Linked DNA regions of Mus musculus: region 1 is linked to region 2. A link is a loop called in an ENCODE intact Hi-C map of the cell type or tissue named here. Cell type or tissue: heart. All regions are shown on one strand. Each heading gives the region's core, and the rest is flanking DNA. Links, peaks and the distances in the headings are about the cores only. Region 1 holds the start of Alg12 (asparagine-linked glycosylation 12 (alpha-1,6-mannosyltransferase)). Region 2 holds the start of Sbf1 (SET binding factor 1).

The links. Peaks named below come from ENCODE experiments on the same cell type or tissue, not always from the same donor. Only the 100,000 strongest peaks of a DNase experiment are listed, where the experiment ranks them.
Region 1: a loop joins it to region 2, with 2.5 times the contacts of the local background. A loop is called at or near these places in 1 of 42 quality-filtered maps.

The regions. Positions count from the first base shown.
Region 1 is chr15:88,807,220-88,823,102 of GRCm38, forward strand. It overlaps Alg12 (asparagine-linked glycosylation 12 (alpha-1,6-mannosyltransferase)), which reads right to left and starts at 12,099. Exons shown (of 10, transcript NM_001142357.1): 1 at 12,039-12,099; 2 at 8,848-9,035; 3 at 8,639-8,771; 4 at 8,075-8,248; 5 at 7,235-7,429; 6 at 4,837-4,940; 7 at 4,078-4,301. The coding sequence starts at 9,012. Creld2 (cysteine-rich with EGF-like domains 2) reads left to right here and starts at 12,427. Exons shown (of 10, transcript NM_029720.2): 1 at 12,427-12,615; 2 at 12,712-12,794; 3 at 13,310-13,420; 4 at 13,916-14,007; 5 at 14,740-14,916; 6 at 15,848-15,883. The coding sequence starts at 12,493. In heart, for the core only: a CTCF peak has its summit at 7,622 (motif pointing left); no DNase peak of the experiment used is centred there.
Region 2 is chr15:89,307,089-89,322,971 of GRCm38, forward strand. Sbf1 (SET binding factor 1) reads right to left here and starts at 8,223. Exons shown (of 41, transcript NM_001170561.1): 1 at 7,974-8,223; 2 at 1,397-1,482; 3 at 934-1,071; 4 at 599-757; 5 at 405-515. The coding sequence starts at 8,028. Adm2 (adrenomedullin 2) reads left to right here and starts at 15,632. Exons shown (of 3, transcript NM_182928.5): 1 at 15,632-15,883. In heart, for the core only: a CTCF peak has its summit at 9,266 (motif pointing left); DNase peaks (open chromatin) are centred at 6,423 and 8,273; H3K4me3 peaks cover 2,715 bases; H3K27ac peaks cover 1,621 bases.

The sequences.
Region 1 (15,883 bases), core at 3,081-11,080, 500 kb before region 2:
TCTGTAGACCAGGCTAGCCCTGAACTCAGCTTGAGAGTCACCTGCCTCTGCTTCGTGAGTGCTGAGATTAAAGGTGTGTGCCCCTGCTATGCCTGGCTCATCTGTTCTTTTTAATGTGCTTATAAATTTCTTTAAATTGTCATATGGATATAGGAAGGGTGTTGAGGTTGTGCTTAGGCTAAATGTGACTTAAAAATCTCAATTAATAGCCAAGTGGTGGTGGCTTTTAATTCCAGTACTCATGAGGCAGGGGCAGGGGCAGGGGCAGAGACAGAAGGATCTCTGTGAGCTCAAGGCCAGCCTGTTCTACAGCATATGTCCCACCCAGAACAGTCAGAAGAAACCCTGTCTTGAAAAAAATGAACAAATAAAAAACAACAACAAAAAAAATTGATTAAAAAACCAACCAACCAACCAACCAACCAACCAACCAACCAACCAAACAAACAAACAAAACCTCAACTAACCAAATGACTAAAATGCCTGCTGAAGAACTTTGTGGCTGTGCACAGGGGCACAGGCCTAGAACCCCAGCACTGAGAAGGCCAAAGAATGATGGCAGATTTGACTCCAGCCTGGGTTACATGACAAGATTACCTCAAAACATAAAGAGTCAGGGAGACCACTCAGTGCGTAGAGGCACTTGCCACTCGAGCTGGTAACCTGACCATGACCCCAGAACCCACACAAAGGTGGAAAGAGAATGGACCCCACATCCACGCCACAGCAGTGCACCTCGCGCACCTCTCCACTAACACACACACACACACACACACACACACACACACACACACACACACACACACACACACACAGAGTAATCTAAAATAAGAAAACCTCTATTTTCCGCTCTAGATGCCAATTCAAGTTTATACTAGCTTTTGAAAGGGCATTAAACAGACCCGGCATTACTGTTTGCTTCTCTTGTGTGTAAATAAATCATACAAAGCAAACAGACTTCCAAGATGGAAGGACTGGGAGGCCGACTTCAACCAGGAGCGCTGTACTGAGGTCCCTTTCAGCATGCTGGCGCCCCCAGGTCAAGCCTCATACACCCCGTGGTTGCCTGCTGAGAATAGCCCAACACTCCACCAAGTCCTGGGACTGGCTCAGCCTCACTCCCTCCCTTTCCCAAGACAGACTATGGTTGGCGGGGAGGGAGGAGTATTTTCTGTTGGGGGATGAGCGATCCAGGTGTGCATGTGCAGAACCTAGAGGACCGGTGCCCTGCTCTGTCACTCTCTTCTTCCTTTCAGATAGTGCCTCTCATTGGACACTGGAATGCTGCAGGATATTTGATTACTATGCATAGAAAATCTAATTGTTAGCAGAATACAAGAGCTTAAGTGGATATTGTAGTTGTCAGGTCAGTGAAGGGTATACTGTAGAGATGCAGTTTGGGTGTGCCTCTAAAGGCCTTCATAGCTAAGAATGCTAAAGGATGCAGAGTTCCTGCCTATTTTAAGACAAGCTGCTTGGGAGAGGTCTTTGGAATTTGCTCTGTGATCCGAGGTAAAGTCGTCTGGGTGGCCTTGGGTTACTGAGAGTGAAATGGTTGGGCCCACTGACTTGGCTTGGAGTCCCCACCAAGGTTCAACCCGCCAAGGGTGTAGGGCAGGAGATAGTGACTTTATTTTTATAAACAACTGCACTTCCCCCACCCCACCCCTTTTCTCAATTAGGCTAAGTCATAGCAATCCTCCTGTTTCTGTTCCCCATCGTCACTACCACAGTGCTGGAGTTACAGGTTAACATGTGGCAACACCTAGCTTTTTACATAGGTCCTGGGGACCCCGATGCAGAGCCTCACGGTTATACAGCAGCAGCTGACCCATGATACCCACTCCTCGGCTTCGGGAACACTGGGATTACTCGTGTGCACCCAGCTCTAAGAATGTCTTTATCTTTGGTCTCTGGGTCACTTTCTGGGAGCAGGTTTACACGCTTTCTCTAACTCATCCTGTCTAAGCCAGTTTGCTACCCACCTGCACGGATCTAGATTCTTTGAAACTTATTTATTTGCTTAGGAAGGGTCTTATGTAGTCCAGGCTAGTCTTGGAATGGGTATATGGCCAAAGATGTCCTTGAACCTGCACCTCCTGAATGGTGGGTCTACAAGCAAGTATAACTGCACCTAATTTATGCTGTGCTGAAGGCTGACTCTGTACATGTTAGAAGAATGCTCTAAAACTGAGCTCCATGCCCAGCCCTTTCTCTGGTTTTCATGTTTGAGAAAGGCTCACACTGTACGGCTCAGGATGACCTGGAATTTATTGTGTAACTTGGGATGGTTCAAGTTGGTGTTCCCAAGTACTGCGATTATAGGTGTGAGTGTCTCTGCTACCCTGCTCCATCCAGCCTGCTGTAGACAACGAACGCCATCCCCACCTCTCCCAGGGTTCGCCTTTAAGGCCTGACTGGGTCGAGAAAAGCATAGCAGACTTCAGCTTGAACCGTGGTGTCTGAGCTGCAGCTCTGATCACCCCCAAATCGACCCTGGGCTCTCCTCCGTTCTGCCCCGGTGTCACTAAAGGCCATACTGTGAGCCAGCACTGATGGGCTTGACATGGCATTGCCTCCATTCTCACTGTCATTGTCCCTACCAGGAGCATCTCTGTCTCTGAGGCTGACTTTAACAGCAATGGCAGTTAGTAGCTGTGACAGAGACTGTGTGGCCCACAGAAAGGAGAATGTTTGCTCTCTGCCCTTTTAAAAAACAGTCTACCAATCAAATTTTTCCCCCCGAGACAGGTTTCTCTGTGTAGCCCTGGCTGTCCTGGAACTCACTCTGTAGACCAGGCTGGCCTCGAACTCAGAAATCCACCTGCCTCTGCCTCCCGAGTGCTGGGGTTAAAGGCCTGCGCCACCACTGCCCTGCCTACCAACCAACATTTAAAACCATTGGCCTCAAACTTTCTGCAGAAGTTCACTCACTTTACTTCAGCTCAGGGACATAGTGAAATAGTGCCACCAGATGGGGACCAAGTGTTCAAGTAAGTGAGCCTCTGTGCCCCTCTGGAATCCCGGCCCACTTGGGCCTTGCCAGCCCTCCAAGAACTCTGACTTCTGCCCCTCTCAGCACCCTAAACCAGGCTCAGCAATTCCGAGTCCTGAACATGGCCCATGGCTCCTGCTTTGGCTCTCAGGGCATTTTTCATGTCTAAATGAGGAGAGGGACAGAGTGAACCTTCTAGGTCAGTGGAGCCCACACCACTATGAGCCAGCTACACTCAGCCCAGGTAACCCTCCTCATAGCCTGCCTGCCCCCTAACACCTATACCACTAGCTGACCCTACCACCAGTCACATCACCTGCTCTGTCTCTCACCTCCCCTTCATCTCTATCACCCTTTGTTCCTGTCCCAACAACTCCCACACCATCTTCCACATGAGCCCAAGCCACAGCCTCCCTGTGTCCCCACAATTAACCAGAAGCACCGGCTCAGGCTCGCCAGCTACCCACCAGCCTGGACCAAGAACACCCTCCACCTGATCAATCATTTAGAGCCCTGGAACCCATCTAGGACCAGACACCTCCCAGGCTTGAAGTCTTAGCCTTCTCTCCCATGACCCTCTGGGACAGTTAGCAAGGTGCTGGGAAGAGACAGAAGCAAGACTCACAAACACAGGAAGAGACACCGAGCAGTGAGCAGAGGCCTCCAGGGACATGGAGAACCACAAACAGCCAATTTATCAGAAATCCAAACAAATGACAAGGACACTCAATGATGGTACTTGAATTTAAGTGTGCACTAAACTAAACACTCTTTTTTACTCAGACACCCACCTGTCTCTGCCTCTCAAGTGCTGAGAACAAAGGCATGTGCTTCCCTGCACAGCAAATCTATTTTTCTTCCTTTTCCCCACAGGGGTTCTCTGTGTAGTCCTGTAGACCAGGCTGACCACCTGCCTCTGCCTCCGAGAGCTAGGGTTAAAGGTGTGCGCCTCCACCGCCCAGGGCAAACCTATTTCTGACGAACCTTTAAAAGTACCTATCACCCTGGTAATTAAAACCAGCACTCCAGAAAATATAGTCAAAATGAAAAGCAGACAAGTATCTCAAGGACGAAACCCTCACATATAGGTGCAGCCTCTGGCAGCCATGATGTTGAGGACAGGGAAGGTATAGATGATGAACCGCAGCTCCTTGTGTGGGAGGAGTGAGTATAGAGCCACGAATCCCAAGCTTGGCAGGGCCAGTGCATAGGTCCTCCTGTCCACTGCACCCAGGGGTATGAAGAGAAGGCTGCAGCCCAGGCCTCGGGGCAGGGCTGAGTAGAAATACCACAGGAGTGGGGAAGTCTTCGGCTTAGGGTTAAGGAGGCATGAATTTGTCAGAGACCGAGTCACTGTCCACTTAATGGAACTAAGAATTGTAACTGCATAAAGGCCCAGTCAGCTATGCCAAAAGACACAGCAGAGACCTGCTTAGGAGGCATGGGGATGACCGATCTTGGGCACAGCATACCCTTGCTGCTACAGTGTAACTGAGGGCCCCACAGAGGACTATGGGAAACCCTTTAGCTTTTCTTCCTTTCTTCCCAGTATTGACAGATGAGGATGGTATGCTATCAAGTGGCAGCTATGCTATCCTTTCTTACCATGAGACCATCTGAAACACTCTGTGTAAATGTTTTGAAACGCAGCTACCCTGTGGACTATGGGTGTGACTAGGTGATACTCGGGGAGATGTCGCCAGAGAGTGCTAGGTGTGTGCCATAGGAGAAGCTACTGCCCTGAACCTCAGACAGCCACCCAACCTGTGCCAGACTGGCTGGCTGCTGACTGGATAGAGGTCAGGGTCATGGGCATCCCTCCCCTAATACTGAAAGGATACGCCCCAGTTGGAACTTTTGTTCAGGACAGTGTTGTACCAAAGCACCACTCCTTCCGGCCATACAAGGTATCGCCAGAAATAGGAGTCCACAGCAACCGTCAGCCCTAATAACAGAACAGAAGTGTCCTCTGTAAGGAACATGGCCAACTATAAAATTCAAGCCTCAACCCACATGTGCACTGTGCTTAACTGCCTCACAAAGTGACTGCCGGCCACAGAAACTGCCAGCGGCTTCCCATGAAAGGAGCTAATGGTGACACCATCTCTCATCGAGTATCTTCCCCAGTGTCTGACATACTGCCCTCCTCCTGTCTGTCCAAGCAGCCTGAAGGACAGTGGTGGATGCAGGCTTCCAAGTAGAAGCTACGTTTAGGACAGAAATGGCATGTTCTACTGCTGCCAAAGTTCAGATAATCTTGTTTACATCTTTAAAAAAAAATAAAGGGGCCAGGCGTGGTGGCCTTTAATCCCAGCACTCGGGAGGCAGAGGCAGGCAGATTTCTGAGTTTGAGGCCAGCCTGGTCTACAGAGTGAGTTCCAGGACAGCCAGGGCTACACAGAGAAACCCTGTCTCAAAAAACAAAAAAATAAAAATAAATAAATAAATAAATAAATAAATAAATAAAGGGGACTAGAGAGATGACTCAGCAGTGAAGAGTGAATACTGCTTTTTCAGAGAACCCAAGTTTAGTTCCCAGAAGCCACAAGGGAAGGCTCACAATTGCCTGTCACAATTCTTGGGTATTCTTCTGGACTCTATGAGTGACTACAATCATGCACACATATTTCCACACACACAGACACATACATGTATATATGCATAATTAAAAATAAAATAAAATTTAAAAAAGGATTCTTGGGGGCCAGTGAGCTGGCTCAGTGGGTAAAGGCACTTGCTGCCCAGCCTGATGGCCTGAGTTCAATCGCTGAGACCGACATGGTGGTACGAAAGAAATGACTCCCACAAGTTGTGCTCTAACCTCCATATGTGCATTGTGGTAAGAACACACACACACACACACACACACACAGTTAAGTGTAAAAAAAAAAAAAAACAAATCTCAAGGGTAGAGGCAACAGTTTAGTAAAGAGCTTTCCTTGCAAGGGGGAGGCCTAAGTTCTATCCCAGAACCCACAGAAAAAGTCAGGTTTGTGGTGAGTGCCTTTACTCTAAGTGCTAGGGAGATTAGATTACGAAGGTGGATGTCTGTAAGTTCGAGGCCAGCCTGGTCTACAAAGTGAGTTCCAGGACAGCCGGGGCTATGTAAAGACCCTGTCTCAAGAAACCACCCCACCCCCACCCCACCCCAACACATCCACACCCACACCCATCCCAGGTATGAGGCTGAAGCAATTACATGGTAGCTAACACCTGTCCATAACTCCAGTTCCAGGGGATCTGATGCCCTCTTCTGGCCTCCATGGGCACCAGGTACACGTGTAGTACACAGGAAAACATGCAAGCAAAACCCATACACATAAAGTAGAAATAAATATATCTTAAAAACAAACCTAGGAACAAACCAGGTGGCTAATCTGAGGGATAACACTGAGGCTGATTTCTGGATGCCACACAATATGCACACACCAAGTTTCAAACTGACACACTTGTCATTTTAGCACCGTGGAGGCTAAAGCAGGAGGAGCTCAGATATGAGGCCAGCCTGCGCTATACAGTGGGTGTGATGGTTTGAATAAGAATATCCCCCAAGGGCTAATACATTTTAATATTTAGGTTCTAGTTGGTGGACAGTTCAGAAAAGATTAGGAGGTGTGGCCTTACTAGAGGGGGTGTGTCAGTGGAGCTGGGCTTTGAGTTTTCAAATGAGCCCACACCAGGCCCAGTCTCTCTCTCTCTGCCCGCTGCCTGCAGATCAGGATGCACCAGGCCCAGTCTTGGTTTGTGTCTGTCTGTCTCTGTCTCTCTGTCTCTCTGCCTGCTGCCAGTAGATCAGGATGTACCAGGCCCAGTCTTGGTTTGTGTCTGTCTGTCTCTGTCTCTCTGCCCGCTGCCTGCAGATCAGGATGCACCAGGCCCAGTCTTGGTTTGTGTCTGTCTGTCTCTGTCTCTCTGCCTGCTGCCTGCAGATCAGGATGCACCAGGCCCAGTCTTGGTTTGTGTCTGTCTGTCTCTGTCTCTCTGCCTGCTGCCTGTAGATCAGGGTGTAGCTCCAGCACCATGCCTGCCTTCCTGCTGCCATGCTTCCTGCCACAATGATCCTGGACTAGCCTCTGGAACTGTAAGCCAGCCCCAATGAAAAGTTTCCTTCTACAGCTGCCGTGGTCATGGTATGTCCTCACAACAGCACAGTAACTAAGACAGGAGGATTTTGTCTCAAAATACCAAAACCCCAAACTGAAAGAAATACACACAGGCAAACCAGAGATGCCAACTTGCCTAGACAGAGAAGCCCTGCTGGGATGGCGTGTCGGAGCACTCTGGCCACCGTCAGTCTTCTTTGGTACAAGGTCAGCAGCAGCGCAATGCCCAGCAGCATGGCCAGCTCAGCCCTGAAGCCAATGATGACGAAGGCTGAGAGCCAGACAAACAGGGCCCACCTCCGCTGCAGCCAGGCTGTGAGGGCTGGTAAGACTGCAAAACACGAAACGCACGATAAGGGGGCTCGCTTTCTTATAAAACACCCCCCCAAGTCACTCTGCGGGGGCTGGAGTGATGGTTCAGCAATTTAGAAACTGGCTGTCCTTGAAGAAGACCCAGGTTTCACTCCTAGCACTCACAGGGCAGCCCACAGCTGTCTGTAACTCCAGTTGCAGAGGACCTGATGCCCTCTCCTGGCCTCTGAAGGTACTGTACACACATTATGTGCTTAAATACATATGGAATACTCATACATGCAAAAACTTAAATAAATAAATAAATAAATACATACATACACTCTAGAAGCTGTTCAGCACTTCAGAGTTTAAGGCAGGGGGATCTAGCATTTAAAGCCAGTTTGGACTACATTGTAGGACTATGACCCAAAATACTAAAACCCAAAATATACACAGACAAACCCGAGAAGCTTGCTTGCCCAGACAGAATGTCTGCTGGGCTGGCACGCAGGTGCTTCAGGGTAGTGTTCTCTAGAAGAACCAGCCCTGAGTACAGAGAGGCCTGCTTCCAGAGGAAGAGACCCTGAGCAGTTTATGAGGAGCCCAGGAGGTGGGGGACAATGCCAGGAGCAGATGTGTGTACACTGTGAGGAGTCAGAAGGCAGAGCCTGAAGCTACATACCCACAGCCAGGGCCAACACGTTGGGGAGTGTCCTCGTACAGTAGAACATGAGATGAAACTGTGTGGCTGATATCCAGCAGAACATGACAGCCACCGTGGCTCCGAACTGCTGTCTCACTTCCTTTTGTAATGTCCAGAGTCCAGAAATCACACCAAGCCCAAGGACTCCTCTGACTAAATGAAATGAGCAAAAAAGTCACTGATGTGAATGACTCAACAGGAAACACAGATGAAGCCAGTGTCACTTGCAGTGGCACTCAGTGACAATATGCAAGACACTACATAGGAGCTCACATCTGTACCAGAAGTGGCCATGGGGCCTGTGTGTGGACGGAGACCCACACAAACCACGCCTCTGACTTCCTTTCAGTCCCACAGTCCTGGCTGGCTGGCTGCTGAAGTATGTCATGAGGACTTTTGTGGAGTCTAAGGTACAGGGCCTGCTTGCTTGTCCCAAGTCTGGCTGCAAGGCTACAGTGAGTCCAGCCAACCCCCACCCTACCCCATCCCCACCCCACCTGTGACCATGTGATGTCACAGCTCTTGCCCCTGTGAGGCCCTTACCTATCAGCTGAGAATAAAATTTGGATACTTCTAAAAGCGAGAGCACATAAACCACGGGGCTGGAGAACGCTGCGATCACCAGCGGCCCGAGGAACGTCCTAGGAACAACTCCAGGAAACTCGTGGTGGTCGTACTGCAGGGAGAAGAGTGGTCAGCGCACAGGCTGGGCAAGTGAAGCAAGCGTCCGCTCACTCGGTGCAGTGCCTCACCTTGTCTATGTCCAGCTGGTGGTACAGGAGGTCATGTGTGGCCTGAAGGTTGAAGCTCTCTTCTACCTTGGTGTAGGGACATATAACCAGGTGGATGGTGGCTACAGTGACCAGCAGCCCCAGAAGCGGCCATGACCGCTTGCCCGATGACTTCTTGCCAGCCATGTAGAGCTTTGAACTTCATGCGCCTTCACAGAGACACAGACAAGGAACACTGTTACCTTACACGGTCAGACATTCCTAAGACGTGGCTTGAGGTCACACAGGTAAGATGTGGAGGAGAGGAAGCACAAGACCCCTTGAGATGGCTATTCTGTCAACTTGACAACATCTGAAGTTAACTAAAACCCAAGCAGCTGAGTACCCCGGTGAGGGATTGTTTATTAAGTAAATCTTCTGAAGTAGGAAGATCCATCTTTGATCCGGTCACAGCGTCTGCTGGCAACCTCTGTAAAGGACATGGAAGAAGGAAGCTTGCTCTTGGTCTCCTGGCAAATCCATTCCTTCACTGGCAATGGTTCCTGTTTCCTCAGGACCCCAGTGTATACTGAAGCCCACCTGAGGGAAACATCCAGCCTTGTACACTGAACAACTACTGGATTCCTTGACCTCCCACTCATAGGCAGCCGTTATTAACTAGCTAGATCAGTCTGTAAGCCACTCTAATAAATCCCATGCATGTGTGTATGTATATATGTGTATATATGCATGTATGTCTGGGCATCTGATTCCCTGGAACTGGAGTTACCGGCAGTTGTGAGGTGCTGTGTAGGTGCAGGGAACTGAGTTTTGGTCTTCTAAAAGACCAGTCAGCATTCTTAACCAGAGTCACCTCTCCAGCCCCAGCCCCGTGAAATATAATAATGCTCATAATTCCTATGGTCTCAGTTAGGGTTTACATTTCTGTGATAAAACACCACACCCAAGAGCAACTTGGGGGAAGAAAGGGTTTATTTCATCTTACAGCTTACGATCCAAGGAAACTAAGGGCAGAAACTCAAGGCAGGAACTTGGAGGCAGGAGATTAACGTGGATGGAGGTCAAGAAGGAGTGCTGCTTACTGGCTTGCTCCTCATGGCTTGCTCAGTCTGCCTTCTTATGGCACCTATGACCACCAGCCCAGGGATAGCATCACCCACAGTGAGATGGGCCCTACCACATCACCAATCAGGAAAATGCCCCACAGGTATTCCCCAGCCCTGCGCAAAGGCATATTATAAAGACTTTAGTGAGTGTAAATAAGCCACAGCGTGCACTTGCTTATTCCAAGTTCGGTTGCAAGGCTACAGTGAGTCTGGCCAACACTCCACCACGTCTGACTATGCCCAGCTGAGTTAGACCCAATAAAAAGTCCTGAACTGAGAAAGTGTGACGATTGACTAATTAGGTTATAGAACAACATGTACATAAAGTTCCCAACCTGGCACAAAACCATACTGGGGTACAGTGATGCACACTTAGGATTCCAGTACTTGGGAGGCTGAGACAGGAGAAACAAGAGGTCTAGGTCAACCTGGGTAACTTGTTAAGAGCCTGAAGCCCTGGGTTCGGTCCCCAGAACCGGATAAACCCCAGGTATGTAAATATATGTGTGTATCCCAGCACCTAGGGGGTAAGAGGCAAGAGGACTAGAAGTTCAAGGCCATCCTTGGTATTGAAAAGGATGGGGAAGAGGCCAAGCCATCGAGGGAGGCAGCAGTGCGAGATGCGTTGCTTCAGGGACTCCAACTTCGCTGCTTCAACTATCTGCTCTGCAGACCTTTGAAGGAAACCCAAGCTTTAGGGTGGGCTATTACCCACAGAACTCACCCGATCCTCCTCCTTCCTCACAGCCACAAAGGGGTGTGTGTTCTGCTGAGGACCAACAGCAGCTATTTTCTTTCTTTTTTGTTTTTTTGTTTCTTTCGAGACAAGGTTTCTCTGTGTAGCCCTGGCTGTCCTGGAACTCACTCTGTAGACCAGGCTGGCCTTGAACTCAGAAATCCGCCTGCCTCTGTCTCCCAAGTGCTGGGATCAAAGGTGTGCATCACCACCGCCCGGCTAGCTATTTTCAAAGACAACAGGAGACCAGGGTGAGCTGGACCGCTCAACCAGGAGCAGAAACAATACAAGGGAGTTATTCACCAGTACATAAAAACAACTTATCAGCCGGGCGTGGTGGCGCACGCCTTTAATCCCAGCACTTGGGAGGCAGAGACAGGCGGATTTCTGAGTTCGAGGCCAGCCTGGTCTACAGAGTGAGTTCCAGGACAGCCAGAGCTATACAGAGAAACCCTGTCTCAAAAAACCAAAAAAAAAAACAAAACAAAACACCTATCACAGGAATGGGGGCAGCTGCAGGGAAGAAGAGATGCTAATGGCTAAGCTCCAGGAGCCAAGCTCCAAAAAGCTATACTGCTCTTCTGAAGGTCCTGAGTTCAAATCCCAGCAACCACATGGTGGCTCACAACCACCTGTAATGAGATCTGATGCACAGAGCAAGCAGAGGTCGTAAATTCAACTCCCAACAACCAGATGAAGGCTCACAACCCTATGTACAGCTACCGTGTGTACTCATATACATAAAATAAACAAATCTTTAAAAAATTAAAAGCTATACTCTTCGCAAATGTGGCGTGGAGGAGGAGGGCATCTCAGATTAGGGGGTACCCTTCAAAGATCCTGTCGTCCCTGTCCATTGTGATTCCAAAGCTTCCAAGGGAACTGTGGGAATCATTCGTTCAAATTGTGGCTTTAACCTGGAAGTGTTAGCTGGTGTAGATGAACTTACTTGTAAACCAAAGACCAGACTAAACTGTTACTATTTATACAATCAGATGTTCTTTAAAATACACATAGTCCACATCTCCTCCTCCTCCTCCCTCAGGTCACTTAAAGTTCGGAAGGTCATTGTGAACTCACTGCCTGAGGCCCCTGAGGAAATGTCGACCACTGGGGCCCCCTCAACCACACTGAGCAGGACCCAGATGTAGAGCTCTGTTTACGGATGACAGCTCCGGGCGCCAGGTGAGGAGGATGGATGAACGGTCCAGGCCTCGGGCGAGATGTCCCGCCCCCAGGGACACGCTCAGCCTCTAAGTGACAGGTCCATCCCCGGGTTGAGGAACTCAAAGGCCGTCACGCGCGCTCGGGAGAACCCCAGCTTCGCCACCTCCCGCCCGAGTACACCAATCCCGGCGACGCGCGCTAACCTCTCCTCTCCGCAGGACCCCGCGGAACTGAGCAGACTGACCAAGGCAGGAAGCCGGCTGCGGAAACCGGGCCCGGAAGCCAAGTCTTTGCCCGAACTTGACATGGCCACCATTGCCCAGGCTGGCGACCGCAGCTGGCGCTTCCCGCCCGGAGAAAAGATGGCCACTCGTGGAGGGCGGGGCATGGGGACCCGATAGAAGATTACGGTTCTGCCTCATTCTCGCGGGACGCTGACCCGGGGCCTTCTCATTGGTGGCTTCTCGTGGCGAGCCTCAATTGGTCCACATCAGGCAAGGGGGATTCCTCCGGCCAATAGAAGCGCGCGGGGTGAAAGGTGGGCGGGGCCTCGGCGACGCAGTCAAGTAGCCCGGGGAACGGCCGGCGCGCGGGCCGGTGGGCGGAGGCTCAGACTCCGCCGCAGTTCTCGGTGGGTCGCCGGGCAGCCCTCCCGCCATGCACCTGCTGCTTGCAGCCGCGTTCGGGCTGCTGCTGCTGCTGCCGCCGCCCGGGGCCGTAGCCTCCCGGAAGCCGACGATGTGCCAGAGATGCCGGACGCTGGTGGACAAGTTCAACCAGGTGGGCGGGCGGCGGGGTCCGGGGCAGCGGCGCTGGGGCAGGGGCTGGCGGCGGGGTTCACGGTAGCCCATCGAGCTGGTGCCACCTCCACTACAGGGGATGGCCAACACGGCCAGGAAGAATTTCGGTGGCGGCAACACGGCGTGGGAAGAGAAGACGCTGTCTAAGTACGAATTCAGGTGAGTGTTCCCAAGAAGTGCGAGGATGTGCGGTCGCGGTCTGTGAATCGGTGGTCAGACCTTGGGGTCGGTGCAGACCACCGGCACACGGAGGAACCCCTTCGATGGTGGTGGACACCTGTCAATGGTCGTCCCTGCCTCTGGCCACTCAACTGGTCTGTGGTTTCCACACTCCCTACGGCCACTTCTGTGCGCACAGACACTGGAAGGCTTTTACACACACGCACACGGGCCTTTTGGAAACTCAGACTGGAGCCCCTCGCCCTCCTAGAGACTTCTGGCTTCCCTGACTAATGGAATAAGCTCCCTTTCTCATGCTGTAGGGATGGAGGGGCCTACCATTCCTGGGTCCGCTGCACACCCCCCGGTTAGCCTCCCCTTACTGACTAACCTTGCCTGTGGTTGTAGAGACTCTCCTCTTCGCTAAAGTAGTCTCTAGGAGGGACATGTGTAAAGTGAGCAGACTGGTGCTTTGGGGTGCTGGTGCTTTGGGGTGCTGACAGATTGTGTTTCAGTGAGATCCGGCTTCTGGAGATCATGGAGGGTCTGTGTGACAGCAGTGACTTTGAGTGCAACCAACTCTTGGAGCAGCAGGAGGAGCAGCTAGAGGCTTGGTGGCAGACACTGTGAGTGCCTGGGACCCTGTCTTCTGATCTCGCATTTTGCAGTATCTTCCCAGTAGAGAACCTAGAGAAGCAGGAAATATCCTACATCCCCATCCCGATTTACCCCTGCGCTGCCACCATCTCTTAGAAGCTTCCAAGGAGGTCCTGTGCACACCTGACCCTTGCTTCCCCCATCACATAGCCTTGAGGGCGTGGACAGTGCCTCCTAGCCCGAATCACCTGAGGTCCTTAGTTGCTTCAGCCTGAAGTTAAGAAGTGAAAATTGGAGTGGTTAAGCCTCACTTCAGCGCATCGTTACTGTCTGGCTATCACTGTTAGTTACTGATCTCTTACTACACCTAACTTATAAAGTCAACTCCCCCGCTGATATGTTTGAAAACGCCTGTGCTATATTTAGGGTTTGAAACTGTCCAAGGCTTGGAGCATCCCCACTGAGCCGTGCGTGCCTCCGGGCCAGCGTCTCGTGGGATTTAATGACCATTTCAAAACCCTCAGGAAGAAGGAGCACCCCAACCTATTTGAGTGGTTCTGTGTACACACACTGAAAGCGTGCTGTCTTCCAGGCACCTACGGGCCAGACTGTCAAGGTACACCCCCCCCCCCCCCCCCGCCCCTCCGGGACATCCGAGCCTGCATCTTTCCCATGACTCCTCTCTGATGCCCTTCTTGTGTTTAAAAGCACAGAGGGAATTTGAACTGCATGCTCTTTCTGTGGAGTTGGGGAACCCTGCCTCTTTCCTCAGATACATAGCTGTCCACCCCTGCTCTGGTGCTGTGAACCTGGGCCATAGGCTCCCGCATCACTGCTGACTTCTGACTTTAGGGAGTTCTCCTCTTGCCCTCATGAGTGTTCAGGGGGAGGGATCACAGTCTCTCGAGCTCCTCTGTACTGATGGGAGTTGGGGGTGGTAAGCATTCTTACCTAGTCCTGGCCCCTTCTCTGAGGTGACCCTTGAGACTGGAGCCAAGTCATGTTGATCAGTCGGGCTGGATCCGGTGACAGAAGTTTCAGTTTCAGGCATGCACGTGGGCTGAGCTGGCTCTTGTTCCCTTCTCCCTGACTGTATGCTGAATACAACATTGGATTTTTCTCTCTCGGGCACATAGTGTGTTGTCCCATAGCTGGCTCCCCACAGGTGTTCTAGTGTTAATCCTGCCGGTCCCAGGTGGTCAGTGTCTGGCTCTGGCCCTTTCCTTCAGCTTCCAGGTCCCTGTTCCCTCAGCAGGAATTGGTGCCAGGTTTAGATTGTAAGGGACCCCAATGGCTTTATGCTCCAACCCCAGGGGCATGCTCCAAGCAAAAGTTTATGTCTTCCAAGAGTGCCAGGGTGGGTCCGAGAGGCCTTGCAGCGGAAACGGCTATTGCAGCGGAGACGGCAGCAGACAGGGCGACGGGTCCTGCCAGTGTCACACAGGCTACAAGGGACCACTGTGTATTGACTGCACAGACGGCTTCTTCAGCTTGCAGAGGAACGAGACCCACAGCATCTGCTCAGGTAAGCACCGGCACCCAGAGTCTGGCTGGCTTGGGTGATGGAGAGGCTGTGGGGAGCAGCCCTCTGCTGAGGCTGCATAGCTGGGAACAGAGTGCCTCCTGGCCCCTAACCCCATATCCGGTGCAGGAGGCCTGGCAGTATGGGCTTTCTGAAGTATCCATAAGCTACCCTGGAAGGGAAAGGTACTTGCTTCTTAAGCCTTCCTGGGAATGACTTGGTGGTTCAGTGCCTGTGTGACAGGTTCTATCATGCCTGTATCAAATGCCCTTGGTTTTATGACCTAGCACCTAGTAGTTGGCCGTATTCCATATGATCACCTGAAATGATGACATGGCTGTCCCAGAAGGGTGGACAGGTCTTTCAGTTTCCTGCCAGGTGGTTTTTGAGACGGAGGCAAGATACAGAGGCTGAGATGTATCTGTAGTTGATCGAACAACTTCTCAGAGGGAACAAGGACTTTCTGTGCCCACAAGACATGGCTACGAAAGGGAACCAGGACCCTTGGAGGCTACTCCTGAGCACTGGCCCTCCCACGCCCTCGCTCTCACCAGGGTTGTCAAGGTTACCTGGGCAGCTTCTTTCTGAGACTGAGGTCAGCTCTGCCTGTCAAATCAGTCAGCGGAGCACAGGCCTTGCCAGCCTTCTAGGCTGCCATGGTTGCTGCCTGCACAGGGCAGCATCCTTGGTTGAGTTCACTTGATGTTTTATGACTGTGAAGGAAATAGTCAGCAGTCCTTGTCACTGACTAGAGGGACGCTGGATGTGGTGACATCACACTCAGAGTTAAGTGCTGCTGTTTTCTTGGTTTCACCGCTTTTATTTTCCTGCCAATCTTAAAAATCCTCCTTCCTGAAGGAAGGTTTCCTCAGTGTGGGAGGCAATGAGACCCTGTTCCCAAAAGGGCCCTCCTGACACAGCCTTTGCTTTCCAGCCTGTGATGAGTCTTGCAAGACCTGCTCTGGTCCAA
Region 2 (15,883 bases), core at 4,360-12,359:
AGAAAACTCAAGGTAAGGGGGGAATGCCTCTGATCTGGGTGGGGGCAGGGCCTGAGTGGGCAGAAGAAACAAAGAATCCATACCGCTCCTTCCTCAACAGAGTCCAGCTGCACAGGACAGACAGACAGAGAGACACCATTAGACAAGGCACAAAGTAGGAAGCAGACAGATACACGGACAACAGCATCCAGTGACAGGAACACACCCAATGATCAAGAGGATAGAGAGACAGAAAATGAAGGCCCAAAGGTACAGGTATGAAGCCAAGTAAGTAGACAGGGCTAAGAACAGATGGCAAAGGGTGGCACCAAAAGCAGAAGGGAGTATCTGAGGCTTTGGACTATCAGTAACCCATAGGTACTCCCCCACCCCACCCCTGCCTCCTATGACTCTCCAAGACCCACCTGAGACCCGCCAGCCAATGGGACGGTACATGTGAGCAGGTTCCCGATCACATTCTCGAGGCTCACATTCAGGCCTTCCACGTGGATAGCATAGATGAGACCAAGGCTATTCTGCAACAACCAGATAGGGAACAGTGGTACAGCTGACATGAACGCCCTGTGCCCTGGCTTGCTGCTATGGCGGCCCTCCTCACCCTGAACACTTCGGCATGGTCCAGTCGAGACACCAGAACCAGAGTCTTTGGCGCAAAAAGCTGGCCAGGCTGGGCTGGGGCTGTGGATGACAGCCGCGCTTGGCCTCCTCCATCTGCCTCTTCCTCCTTCTCCGTGGCATTGTCAGTGCACACTACTTCCTGCAAACAGAAAACCATTCTCCTGGCTCTAATCAGAGTCATCCCATGAGACCGAGTGGAAGACAGAGGTAACTGAGACCCAGCCTTCCCAACAGGAACATACCCCCAGAGGTAGAGCAGGCTGGCCATGGCCCAGGGCTCAGCCTCACATGTTGCACACCAGAGCTTACGCTGACCTGTGTGGACTCCACTGGCTCCCAGAAGGTCAAGCAGGCGCAGTAGTGCCTCTCAGAGTTGATGTCAGTAAGGACAGCCACAAAGAAAGTTGGTGGATTCCTCTCGGGACATAGCTGCCACCCACTGGGCTGGCAAAACTGCAGAGGGATCAGCAGTTAGTGCCTGCACCCACACCTATAACAAAAATTCCCCCTTTACCCCTGCCAGTATCCTCAAGCATCTGTACTGCCAGGGCTAGAGTTGCAGGGTATATGAAGCACCTGTTAGTTACCTAGGCAACACCTTAGCCTCCTAGCCTCAGCTCTCTGGGGGGGGGGGGGGGAGTAATATAGCTCTGGCCTTACCATCCAGGGTGAAGCCCATGAGGGACACAGTGACATGAGCAAGACACCCTGCCTGTCAGGCCAGTTACCATCAACGGTGGACCTGACTTCCCCCTTAATGCTACACCTCCACACTCACCAGCTCAATGCCCTGGGGGAAAGGGTTGTCCTCCCAGTCCTTCTCCGGGAAGCGCTGCAGGATCTGGCCCTGGCCTTCCCCACTCCCTGAGAACAAGAGCAGGTGGTCAGAGCACCATTCCCCACACACCCCAACCCTCACACTGCCAGGATTGGTGCAGGATGGAAACAACCTCTTCTCATCTGGCACCAGACCAACCTAAGCTCCCAGATCTACTATTTCTCTAAATAGACTTCTGGGTAGATAAGCCATTGGATAGGTACAGACCCCAAGGCCACCATAAGGAAGATAGAGACGCCTCCAGATCCTTCCTCTCACCTACCAGCCCAAGCTGACCTTTCACTGTACAGGGACCTTTCAGGGAGGAGGAAGAGTTTTAGAGAACTCAATATCTTCCTTGACTGCCAACCTGCAGCGTTAGCCTCAACCCCTGCTACAGTGAGCGCCATGCAAATTGTGGGTGTGTCTAAACATACAGGGCACATTTGGCTATGTTGGTGATCCCTGTCACCTGTCTGCCCTGGGCCCATGTGTGGAACTCAAGCCTTAGCGCCTCTTATGATGGGGGTGGAAACACCAACCATGGATCCAAATTGCTACCTATCCACAGTACCTCAGAGACAGTTCCTCCCAGAACACAAATCTCCAAAAACAAAGAGTTTAGCAAGTATATGCTGCCCCTCTGAGCCCTGAAGCTCCCAGACTCCCTCAGTATGTACCAGCAAGGGAAGTACTTCTAAGTACAGTCTATGTAGGTGGAGTGAAGGTCCTGGCCTGGGCTCATCTACACCATTAAATCAGGAGGCAAAGTGAGGGCAGCGGCGAGGATGTGTGATGGCTTCCTTGGCCTCACATACACACATGAGATGGAGTCTGGTAGGCTTCTCAACCTTCCTAATGTTGCGATCTTAATATTCCTCATGTTCCCCATGCTGTGGTGACCTCCAACCATACAATTGTTTTGTTGCTACTTCATAGCTGTAATTTTGCTACTGTTATGAACTGCAATGTGATTATCTAATATACAGGATATCTGACCCCAAAGAGATCCCAGCCCACAGGCTGAGAACCACTGTGGTATGCAAAGGAAAACAGGCCTCCTCACTTCTGCATCTCACACATACAGCTTCAAGATCCTCAGGGCACAGCACTCTCCCATCCTTCCCATGGACCAGCCTCAATACAGATGCTCCCACCAGTGGAAGAAGCAGAAGCAGACGGTGAAGGGATGGTACCCTACATAAAAGGTCTTGTCATGGATCCCCCTGCTCAGCCTAAGTTCCAGAAAACTTCCGTGTGCAATGGGCCTGCTTGCTGAGCTACGGCCTCACATCCACCCAGCCTGGTCTACTTGAACACAGTCATACTGAACCACTAAGCTCAACACAACAATACACAATTCCCAGGTCCCCTAAAAGCAAAGGAACTCAGCTGCAACCATGGGAGACCATGCATCCCTCCAGAACCATGAAGCAAGCACCACGACTGTCAACACTAGGAAGGTTGCTGCTAAGCAGGAGGTGGTGGGGTGCAGGGGCCTATTATGACTCACAAAAACCTCAGCTTCCTGCTCCCCTCCTCCTACCACCAACACCCTGCAGGCGACAGGCAACAGACAAGGAAGGGACAGGTGTCTGCTGGTGTCATGCCTACCTACACACACCCACACACCTGTCCCACCAAGATAAAACCCCTATGGGGTTCCTCAGGTCCCACCCTCAACAGGCCTGGACAGTGCATGTACTATGAAAACACACAGAGATACACAGACACACACACACACACACACACACACACACACACACACACACACACACTAACCCCCCCCTCAGTTGTGGCTCCTCCCACCACCCACTCCGGCAAGAGCCTCCTTGTGCTCGGCCCTAAACCACCATCTGGGCCCAGCCCTGGCTGGCACCCAGGGCTCACCCAGTTCTTGCCACGAGGCAGCATGCGGAGGAAGGAAAGGGGGGTGGGTACACAGACAGGGACTGCAGCCTCTGCTCTGCAGCCTTCCCACAAGGCCAGGAGGGCTAGTAGCCTTCTGAGGGTTGTTTTTAGCAGCCTCTCTACCCAGGGGAGTTGGCACAGAAAGGATGGTCACCTTCCACTGCCAGTACCCCTCATCCTGTGCAATGTTAATTCCCATTTCCTACTAGCTTGAAAGCCTTCTGAGGATTCTACACTCTAAAGAGCTCCTTTCCTGAGACTCCCAACTGCCTCATAAAGGCAGAAGCCCAGTGGGCATCTCTCCTGAGGCCCTTCCTGTCCTGTGACAGCCCAGGATTTGAATTTCAGGTTTCAGTCCAGTGCCTCCTCTAAGAAGCTTGCTATCTACTCTCTACCTAAATCTGGGTCCTATAGCAGGACCCTGAGGCCCTTCCCACAACACATATAAGCCCCTCTCCAGGCACCTGTAGTAGCCTGAACAGAAACACGTTCCTGTGCATGGTACAGACTACAGCCTAATTAGGGCTTGTTGAATGCATGTAGTCAGCTATATGACCATCTTCCCCACACCCTGCCCAACTCACACCTCACAAACAAACAGGTTCTTCAGTCAGAAGTGCAGAACAACTTCCGGAGCCCTACGGCACAGTAGGCCCTTCCATGAGGAAGCCTTGTTAACTCTCTCTGGCTCCTCTGAGACCCCAAACTGCTAGCTTGCATTTGTATGAAGGATTTTGCCATGTTCCTCTGTGTCTGTCACCCACTGAAGACTTTTGGCAACAGGAGTAACCTGCAATGACTGTACTTAACCCATCGATGTACTGTCAACTCTGGGTAGACAAGAGCAGGCACATCCTCCCTCCCTACCCAACCCTGTTAGAAGGAATCCCGATAGCACAGCCATATATTACAAGGCAGTGCTCTTTGGGCAGCTTATGGAGGATGGACACTGAGGTCCACTAAAGCAGACATGGAAAGTCCCTGACCAGCCAGGCGGTGGTGGCGCACGCCTTTAATCTCAGCACATGGGAGACAGAGGCAGGCGGATTTCTGAGTTCGCGGTCAGCCTGGTCTACAAAGTGAGTTCCAGGACAGCCAGGGCTACACAGAGAAACCCTGTCTCATCCCCCCCCCCCCAAAAAAGGAAAGTTCCTGAACCACTCTTGAACCCACAGGCTGGGTAGGCCCACCCTAGGAAGATACACTGGGATTCCTAAACTCAAAGCACCTCCAGCAGCCAGGCTCACGCAGACTGGGTGGCAGAATACAGATTATGTATTCTGTCATCTGCTGGCACCTCATCACTAGTGCCAGGCTCTGATGCCTGCAGGACCAGCTGTGGACAGTGTGCACTGTGGAAAGGCCCAGACAGAATAGCAGTTCCCCTGACTGCCCTACCACATACCTCACCATACATGCTGGACAGCACCGGATAGCTGCTGCCTCTCACTCAAGAGCCTAGCTATAGGAAAAGGGAGAGGAAGCAAAAGAATACTGCCTTCCTGCTTCTACCTATCAGACCTGAACACGAAGACACAATGCTCCAGGCAAACTACAGCTGACTCCATGTGCAGCAGGAGCCTACAGCTCTTTCAGATGTTCTCTTTGACCTACCCCCAATCTATAAACGGACCACAGAAACTTTAATCCAAGATCTTGGACCCTTAAACTCTCAGGGTGTGGGGGGAGCTGGGAGGGAACTGCAGCCACCCCAAACAGCCCCAACCTGATCCAGAGAGAGGGCAGGCCCATGGGTGGGGACAGTAGATGGGCCCAAGAATGTGGCCACCTCATTACCATCAAGGCTGAAAGAGGCCAGGTCATGAAATACAAATAGTTTTCTTGGTTGATGGAGATGTAGCTTTTCCTCACAGGAAGTAGTAGAAGGGTACCTGTCAGGTTTAAGTCATGTAAAGGGTCTGATAATTGGTGTTCCCATTTGAGGACTCCCCAAGCTACAAGCAATTAAGTGACCATGTCTGGGATCTGGGCAGGGGTCTCAAACTATGCTGTCTGGTTCCTCATTCTAAAAAAGGTGTCCAGTTCAGTGACAGGACAAAGCACACAGCCCTACTCACCAGGTGCGGGGTCTATGCTGTGCCATCTACACCCTCTACTTTATAGAGTCTTAAGGGAAAGGGTTACACACAGCTCAGGCATTTATTGTCTGTAGCCTTGCCCACAAGTCACCAACTGTAACCATTAGCAACCAGAATGCTACCTCTCTAAAAAGGCATTCATTACCAAGGTTTGACTCCTAGCAGCTGCAGAGAAAAAGTTCTGATTCAGAACAAAACTGAGATATCCTCTCACGCGTATTCCCTTAATCTAAAGGACCCTGCATCCTAGGTCAGTCAGCACACAGAGGGCCCTTCACCTTCTTCAGAAACACCTACCTAGCGTTCTTACATCGGCTACTCAGATCTGAGATGTAAATTATCTCCTTGGGCCAGTCCTGTGCTATATCTTTACGCATAAGTGTTCCTGACAGCCTCAGAGCAGCTCCATGTGGCCCATTCCATATAAAGACGGGGAAACTGAGGCGAGAGTGCACGGTAACTGGCGCAAGCCAACGGTGAAGAGTGACAAAGGAAGGACAACTAATCTTCAGTGTGCTCCTCAGTTTGGGGTCTTTTGTTCTTGGTACTCACATCCCTTGCCTTATAGATCTGCCTTCAGCCCACACCCAGAAACCCGATTCCAGGCTGGTTCCTCAAAGGAATGCCTTGAAGCCGAGTGGTCAGCCAACAACCAGTCAACTCTGACCCTAGAAGGCAGTGCTTAGAGAGCTCACTGGCCTGCAGTCGCCACAGTGATGGGTAATCTGAGAATTACTCCATCACACCGGTGATTCAGGAAAAGTAGCCACCTCTGGCCTCAGCCTTCTATCCCGTCCTGTACAGAGGTCAGAGGTCCACACCTCTTGTACAGCTGTATCAGTAAGCCCCCACGTGCCACAGCAACTTCCCATGGAGCTACCCACACATCACCCTCAATTTTACTCCACTCCCAGCAGACCTCCCCAACCTGGCCTTTACCTACATTCTGTTTCACAGGACCTTCTTCATAACCTTCTCACCACCATCCAAGTCCATTCCATTCCTCCAGCCCTGGCCCAGCGCCCAGCCCGAGACCCCAGCCAGCCCTCAGCCAGCTTGGTTTCCTCACTCTCCAGCAGTACTCCTCCTCCGTTCCAGAGGAGGCACCTCACTGGCCTTCACTTATGCCTTGGAGCACAGGTTCTCCCTGTGTGTGCCAGTACAACACTGGTGGCAAGCCTCCTGCTCAAGGAGGACAGGGGGATGAACACAATGTGGTCTCTGCCTTTGAGAACTCCCTCTTTGGAGGGAAAGACAGATGCTCGGGACTGAGTGCCAAAAGATATAGACTTGAATACATGAGAGCAGAAAGAAGCGAGGGTACTGAACAGATCTGAAGACAGAGGTGGTGGTGGTGGTGGTGGTGGTGGTGGTGGTGTTTTCCAGTGCATACAGGGTCCATCATGTGGACATTAAACAAAGGAACAGTCCTAGTGGAGACTTAGCAAGAAGAAAGGCAAAGAAGAAAGTTTGGGTCCTGAATGGTGACAGTGACAGCTGGTCTGAGAAGCAGCAGAATAACTGTGTGGAATAGATAACTGGAACACGGTAGGAAGCATTACATCTAGGGATTAAGGGGCTACCTCATCTGGCCACAGTTGTCCCTAAGATACCGCCCCTCTGCAGGTGGACTCTGACAGCCAGAGTACAAGTCCCAGCCTCCATTCCAGACCCACACACTCAACTTCTCTATGCCAGATTCTATGCTGAAGATAGGGCAACAGCAAGGCAATCTCAGTGGGCTATTGGGAGAAATGAGATCATACACACAAAGGGTTGTGCAGGGCCTGGCACACTGAGGACTCCAGCCAACACCCCCCAACACTGTTGTCTCCATGGCTGTGGTTGATGTCACTGTCAGGCTCCGTTTTCTCCTACCCCCAGGACTGAAGGGCTCTCAGACACAGGTGCTGACTCCAGATCAGGGCCTCCTAGATCACCACACTGATCCCCCGCTGAGGGGCCTGGCTTAGAGGCTTGAACACCAGGAATGCTCTCCTCCAAGTGTGACACTTTCGTCTGAAGTCCGGCTCCATACCACCGACGAACCCCTCCCCCTCCACTGCACCCCATCAAGCGGTGCTTGAGGCTTCAGACCTAGCACTGGGTCAGAGAAGCTGGAAGACGAAAACGTTCCGCCCCCCTCTCTGAAATTCCCAGACCCAGCCACCGGCAGGCGGCCAAGGCGGGGTGAGCCCATCCCACCCAACTTGGAATCGGGGAGACCGAACTGCAGCAGGGTCCTCCAGCCTCCCACGCCCGAGCGACACGCCCCTGCCCACCTCGGAACAGCGACGCAGGTGCCCAGGTGTAGGAGGGATGTTTCTTACACAGGCCATGTCGTCCGGGGTCCTCGCGGGTTGCCCCGACGCCACCGTGGCCAATAACTACGGAGGCCTCTTTTCGAGAGCCCCGAGAGCTCGGCCCCAACTCCTGACCCTGCCTCCGGCCGGGTCTTCTTAGCTTCGAGTCCTCAGTCCCAGTCCCTCAGTCCCCCCCAGCTCGTCCCCCTCGGCGCTGAGACTCACCGCGCGGGTGCGGCCCGAACGCCACCAGCACGAAGTAGTCCGCGAGCCGCGCCATGGCAAGGGGCGCAGGCGGGCTCCACGGCTCGAGGGTTCGATGGCGGCGCGCTCATGGCCCGGCGCTGGCCCTAAGCTGCACACTTGGGACACCCCGGGCCCGCTCCTCTGCGGCGCCGCTGACCAGGGCTTCCGCCGCCATCTTCCCAGCCAGCCGGCCCGCCCGGGCGCTTCAGGAGCCTGCGCAGTTCTGCCCCTCCCGTGTAGGCGGGACCTGGCACAGTGCGCTTCCATTGGGCCACTCCGCATGGGGCGGGTCCAGAGGGCGCTGCCCCGCCTACTACCTCATGCTCAAGGACCGGCTCAACCCTTTGGGCGGGTGAAGCTTACGGCGGCCGGGGCGGGTCAGCTACCCTGGTCCCGCGGCCGACATTTCGACCTGAAGCACCACCGGTCAGGATTAGGGCATACTTCCCCGTCGGAACTGAAGCCCCGGAATGAAGGGAGACCTGGACCTCACCCTTGGGAGAGCCTAACTCCGAGGGTCAGGGGCGTGGTCCAGCTCAGTCTGCCTGAAGCAAACCAGTGGAGCTCAGGCCTTGTCCAGCCAGTCTCCCAAACTAGAGGACCGAGCTGGGGGATGGAGGAGTGTCATGGCTTCGCCACTCACCCTGCCAATCTTATGGTGGCCAAGGGAAAGACTTTACAGGCTTTTTTTTTTTAAGTTCCTAGTGCAAAAAGGGGCAGCTAGATATTTCACCATTGGATGGATGGGATATCCAACACCTGCATTTAAAAAAAAAAAAAAAAAAGTTCCAGCTTGAGTCACCTTCCTGCGAAGTTGGATCGCCCTGGAGGTCAGGGGGTTGGCCAGGCCTCTTGCAGTAATACAGGAATGGACACTTGTAGGAGAGGCAAGGTCCTTGACCAGGAGATTAAAGGGGGAGGACTAGGCTTGCTTGTTGATGAGTTTAGTTTTCTGTGAGAACTGAAAGACAAGCCACCTATTAGCATCGTGTTCCCTCCACCTGCAAGATCTGGAGAATGAATGAAAGCAATCTCAGGAGAGACGAGTCCAGTCGTCAGTGTACGTGTATAAAGAGTCTCGGCCCTTGAGAAGCTGAAGCAGGTCGTTCATGAATTCCAGTCCAGTCTCCTTGGCTTCATCAGGAAACCATGTGTCCAAAAAACAGGAGATATAAGGGCCTTTCTGGAGAGATAGTTTAGAGGTTATGGGAATCTGTGCTGGATTTGCAGCACCCTCGCCTGCAATTCTGGGTCCAGGGGGATCTGTCGCCCCCTTCTGGCCTCCGGAACGTGTTTGTGGTGGTGCGTGGACATACATGCAGGGAAAACACCCATACACATAAAGTGAAAATGTCTTTTTTAAGAGAGGGGGATGAGCTTGGTGGTCATGGTGGTGGTGGCAGCGCACGCCTTTAATTAAAGCGCTTGGGAGTCAGAAGCAGATGGAGTTTGAAGCCAGCCTGGTCTACGGAGCTAGTTCCAGAACAGCCAGGAAGCCCTGTCTTGAAAAAAATAAGATAAAATAAAAATAAATAAAAGAGGGGAAGAGGAAAAGACTGTCCTAGGAAAGTTCTGTGCACAGAGACACAAACCTAGCTCTCCTTTGCCAATGCCAGGTGAGCTGCAAAATCTTCCTTTCTGCTTAAAACCTGTGTTTGAACTTGATTGAGTTGGCTGCTTCTGTCAATCAACTAAAACTCGTCTCTATACTCGTAAGAAATGGTGGCAGGGGGCTGGAGAGATGGCTCAGAGGTTAAGAGCACTGACTGCTCTTCTGGAGGTCCTGAATTCAATTCCCAGCAACCACATGGTGGCTCACAGCCTTCTGTAATGGGATCCAATACCCTGTTCCGGTGTGTCTGAAGACAGCTACAGTGTACTCATATACATAAAATAAATAAATTTTTTTAAAAAATGGTGGCAGGCAAGTTTGACTTGGTGTCTGAACCTGGGGTTGCCTCTCCTAGAAACTATAAGGATCCTGTACCCCATTCCTCCCATGACCACTGGGGCCCAGTGTCATTACCTAAAAGAACCCCAATCCTGGCAGGGGGTCCTTTCCAACTATCCTCAAGTGTCTTGCCTCTAAATTGAGTACTCTAACCACTGCATCCCCAGGTCACCTGCTAGCGACTTCTTCTCCTCAAGGGCCTGTCGTCTCCTCTCCTCAACCAGTGTAGGCCCTCCTCCAAGACAATATTCTCGCATCCCACTGCTATGCACATGCACACCTCCAAACGCCTGTCTCCTTGCAGACTGCTGCCTCTGTTTTTCGTTGCCCACGTCTCACCCAGCTATGTATTCTCTTCACCATCTGTATCCTGCAGACCTAAGAAGGTGGGGCGACCCTTCTTGATGACACAACTGACTCAACTTGAGATAAATGGGTACCCCCTACAGAGTAGGGTGGCCCACAGTGACACAGTGAGCCTCGCTTGTGTTGGATGGATACTCCCAAAACATACTCCCTCGCCTGCTGGTTAGTAGGCAGTTGTCTTTTGGTCTTCACTCTCCAACATCTTCCTGTGTTTTGGGGATGGCCAGCTAAGCCTTGAGTTGGCTTTTCCTAGAGGAAACAAAAGCATTCCCATCCTATGGTAGGCCCCCAAAGTGACTCATCTACACTACCTTCCTTCCAGAGTCACCTGCCTTGCCCAACGACCTACGCACTTCCCACTGCTCTGTATCAGTTCCCTCAGTGCACCAAGTCTTTCACTTTCAAAATCCTCACCATTGGGATCAAACCTCAAATTTATTCCTCTTGGTGAAAACAATATCTCTTGGTGAAGTTGCCCCAAGAATATTAAAGTATCAGTTTTCAATCTGTGCGTCAAGTCCCCTTTGGATTAGTTTAATGGCCCTTTCACAGGAATCACCTAAGACCATCGGAAAGCACAATCGTTTAGATTATGATTCATAGCGGTTGCAAAATTACAGGTATAAAGTAGCAACAAAAATAATTTTATGGGGGCTGGAGAGATGGCTCAATGGGTAAGAGCACTGACTGCTCTTCCGGAGATCCTGAGTTCATATCCCAGCAGCAACATGGACAACCATCTGTAATGAGATCTGATGCTCTTTTCTGGGGTGTCTGAAGACAGTTACAGTGTACTTACATATGATAAATAAATAAAAAAATCTTTGGGCTGGAGCAAGCAGGGGGCAGGGGGAAATAATTTTATGGTTGGGGGTCACCACAACATGAGGCGCTGTATTGAAGGGTCACAGCACTGGAAAGTTGAGAGCCACTACTCAAAAGTCTTCCCCAATGTCACCAACACCAGACAACCCTTTGATCCCAGGACAGACCCCCCCAGAAAACTCTTGTCTGCTCCCCACCCCCAACCCCATTTAAAAGTCAAAAGTGCTGGGGCCCTGCCAGCTTGCACATTACTCCCAAAGGCAGCTTCTGCAACTAAAGGTTAACAGAAAAAGGTGCTAGAGTTTCCCCTGGGAAGCCACATGGGCAGTTGTATACAACAGGTGTCAAATGATGACAGTGGGGACCGTGGTGGAAGGGAAAGAAGCAGACTAGACAGTCAGGCCGAAACTTAGGGGTCAGAGACTATCCCTATCCTTACCTGCCATGAGCTTGGGAATAAAACTTGAATAAGCTCAGGAAGCGGCAATTGTCCTGTCACCCAGAGCTTGGAAGGACAGCATAGGGGACTTCAGTCCTCTCTCTCAGCAAGGCTCATCTCCACCTGTCCCAAATGTAAAATCTTATGTAGCAGACAGGAGAGATGGCTCACTGGTTAAGAGCACTGACAATGTACTCATAAATAAAATAAATACGTTAATTTTAAAAATCTTATGTATTGGTGCATTCCTGGGATCCCAGCACTTGGGAGACTGAGGCAGAGAGAGTTCATATTCAAGCCAGGTTGGGATATATAACATATTAAGACCCTGCCTCAAAAGAAAAAGGAAGAAAGAAAGAAAATCTGTGGCAAGTGAGATGGCTCAGTGGACCAATGTGCTTGCTGCCAAGTGCGATGCCCTACGTACTCTTAAGTTTGGGACCTACGTGGCAAAGGAGATATCTGAGTCCTACAAGTTATTCTCTGACTTTGGGATGCTCATACCCACATACTAGCACATAAATGTAACCTAAAAAATAAAAACTGATTGGGAGGCAGAGGCAAGCAGATTTCTGAGTTCAAGGCCAGCCTGGTCAACAGAGTGAGTTCCAGGACAGCTAGGGCTATACAGAGAAACCCTGTCTCGAAAAACCAAAAAACAGAAAAAACAAAAAACAAAACAAAACAAAAAAAAAACGGATAGGCATGGAGAGATGATTCAATGTTTAGGACATTGGCTGCTCTTTCAGATGACCCAGGTTTGCTTCCTAGTACCTACAAGGGCGCTTACACCCTCCTGTATCTCAAATTCCGGGAAGATTGATGCTCTCTTCTGTCCTCAGAGGGCAGCAGGTATACACGCACTGCAAGGACAGACAGACAGGCAGAACATGCACACACATAAAATAATGTTTTTTATTATTTATTATTATATATATTTTATTATTTATTATTATATATTTTATTATTTATTATTATAAACTGACAGCTGAACCAAAAAAAAAAAAAAAAAAAAAAAAGCCAGGCAGTGGTGGCACATGCTTTAATCCCAGCACTTGGGAGGGGTTTCTGAGTTCGAGGCCAGCCTGGTCTACAGAGTGAGTTCCAGGATAGCCAGGGCTACACAGAGAAATCCTGTCTTGAAAAACCAAAACAAACAAACAAACCGACAAAGGGCTCGTGAGATGGCTCAGCAGGTCAAAGTGTTTGCCACCAAGCCTCATAAACCTGAGTTTGATCCCCAGGCCCTACTCTGTAGAAGGCGAGCACTGACTCCTGTCAGCTGTCCTCTGACCTCCACATGTGTACTATGGCTCACCACACACATAAATAAGTGTAATAAAAATAAACTTTAGAAAAAAGCCCAGGGCTGGAGAGATGGCTCAGCGGTTAAGAGCACTGATTGTTCTTCCAGAGGTCTTGAGTTCAATTCCCAGCAACCACATGGTGGCTCACAGCCATCTGTAATGGAATCTGATGCCCTCTTCTGGTGTGTCTGAAGGCAGCTACAGTGTACTTAAATATAATAAAATAACTAAATCTTTAAAAAAAAAAAAAAAAAAGCCGGGCGTGATGGTGCACGCCTTTAATCCCAGAACTCGGGAGGCAGAGGCAGGCGGGTTTCTGAGTTCGAGGCCAGCCTGGTCTACAAAGTGAGTTCCTGGTTTCAAAGTGAGTTTTTGTATAGCCTGGGCTATACAGAGAAACCCTGTCGTGAAAAAACCAAAAAAAAAAAAAAAAAAAAAAGAAAAAGAAAAAAAGAAAAACAACCCAAAAAACCAAAAACAAACAAACAAACAAACAAACAAAACAAGTCAGATCTCTCCAGTATGTGGGCTTTAGGGGATCACACTCAAGTTACTAGGCTTGGTGGCAAGAGCCTTTATCTGCTGAGTCGTTTTGCCAGCCCACTTTGGCACTTATTGGAGGGTGGGGGTGGGGGGTGAATGACATGATGGTGTTCGCATTTTGGATGGCAGTTCCAGCAGCAGTGTGAAGGCAAACTGAAAATGGAGGTGGGCTGGAGACAGGATGCTCAGCTGAAGAAGCTAAGACGTCCCAGCAACCTCTGATCACCTCTCCCCCTTGAGACCTGGCACACGGATTCTGTACTCAGCCGCACCGTCTCTTCATTCTCTCAGATGATGCTTACAACAGCTCTCAGAACCTAACCAACCCTGGAAAACCAACAGCTGTTCCTGCCTTCCACCCCATCCAACCTCCCCCTCCTCCCAACCTTAGCCTAGGACACAGCACTGGAGGCCTCCTAGACAGACACCTCTATCCAGAGAAGGCAACTTAGCTTGGGCATGTCCACACTGTAGCCTCTTCCTGTGCGAATGGCTTCCTGCACCATCAAATAGAAGGGCTGTGCACTGATCTTCAGCTTTCTTGTCCCTCCCCTTCTCTGCCTAGTTTCCCTGACCCATCTGTCCTGTTGTCTCTACATCCCTTCCTTCTGACCTCTCTAACACCTGCCTCAGCCCCAGGCTCACCTGCTTTGGAGGGGTCACATTTTGCTCATTTTTGAAGGGGTTGTAGACGCAACCCAGGGTCTTGAACACATAGAAAAGCACTCTACCTACCACAAAGGTCCATTCCCCAGCCTTGGCTTGCGGGGGGGCGGGGGGGGGGTACGGGGTTGGGGGGAGAGGAGCAGGGTTTTGCTATGTAGCCCAGACTGGTCTTAAAACTAACTAACAATCCTACCTCTGTTTCCTGATGCTGGTGTGCACCACCATGCTTAGCACACTGCTCTTCTGTAAGTCTGACGAAACCACCCTTCCCACAACTGATAAGAACAAGCAATTGGGTGACTCTGCTAATATTTTTCTCAGAGGGTAAAGTAACATCTTCAGCATGGTTTGCACTGAAGACTTGTATATACGCATCCGGCAAATGCTTACTGAGCACCCGTGTATGTTCAGCAGGAAGGACAGAGTGACCAAGTCCCGGGGAAGCCCCACAAAGGGACATAGTGAAATAGAAGAGGAAACACAGAGAGTTGAAGAGATGTTCCTGCAGTCAGAAAAAAAATAAAAAGTGCTTCTGATAGGTTTTTTTGTTTTGAATAGTTTTGTCAGGCTGACAAAGATGTTAAGAACTAATGTCACAGAATCCACGGTGGATGGTGGATTGGCACAATCATTGTGAAGAACAATTTGGTATATACCGCATGTGTGTGAGCTTCCAATGGTAGGGGTTTTAATTGTGGAAAAATCTGAAAAAAAAAAATCACTGGAATATAGATTAACCAAGGACCTATGGTATGAATACAAGCAAAACCCAACAATATGTTTATGAACATGTCATAATAAAATCCATAATTCTATATGCTAAAGATTAACAAAAAATAAGTCAAAAGGAGACATATCAAAGCATGAAAAAATAAAAATTAGCGTTAAAAAAAAAGGCTGATTGCTGGGATGGTGGTGCAGGATTGTAATCCCAGCTATTCAAGAGGCAGAGCTAGGAAGACTTCAGGTTGAATTCCTCCCTTGGTGACAGAGGGAGTTCAGGGCTGGCCTGAGCATCTTAGGGAGACCCTACCTCAACTAAGAAGGCAAATAAGGTAACAGAGGATGTAGCTCAGTGGTGTGTGCTTGAGTTGTTCACTTCCCAGTGGGAGGAAAAAGCTGATAAAAAAAATAATAAAGCAACTCACAGAACACCTGCATACTTTCAAGTATGCCCAACCCTAAGAGTGCCTTTATGTTAACACACCACACACACACACACACACACACACACACACACACACACACACAACTTGCTTGTGCATGCGTGCATAACTCATGCAGAGAATACTGTGTGCAGAAAAGAGCAACGACTCTGTCACCCAGAATATTGCTGTGGCGGGGTCTCTCTTTGTATTTGTATTACAGTATTTGGTAATGAGGAGCAGCCTGCCTGGGAAACAGGCAGACCACGGGAATCTGCCATCATCTCCTGGGGATGCTGGGCAACCACAGGTGAATGCCCTTGTGGCCAGAGCACAACTCCCTACCTTAGCACTCACCTGCCTGGTCGACCATTTGGCTCCACTAGTCTCTGAGACTTTGTCGCGCACCAGAAGGTACCAGGAGTGAGGGCAGTAGCCCCACGGGGTTTCTGGTCAGCTGTTGAGCATTTCCCAGCAAGGATGGGCCCCTTGAAGTGACCTCCTGTGGCTCTACTGCTTTCTGCTGGGCAGGAGTAGCCACCAGGAGAGCGTGGCTACCGCAGCCCACCCGGGTGGAGGACGCTCCGCCCCATCAGCGTCTGGGCCACGCCTTTAGCTCCAAAGACTACTTAGTGCTGGAAGTGCTT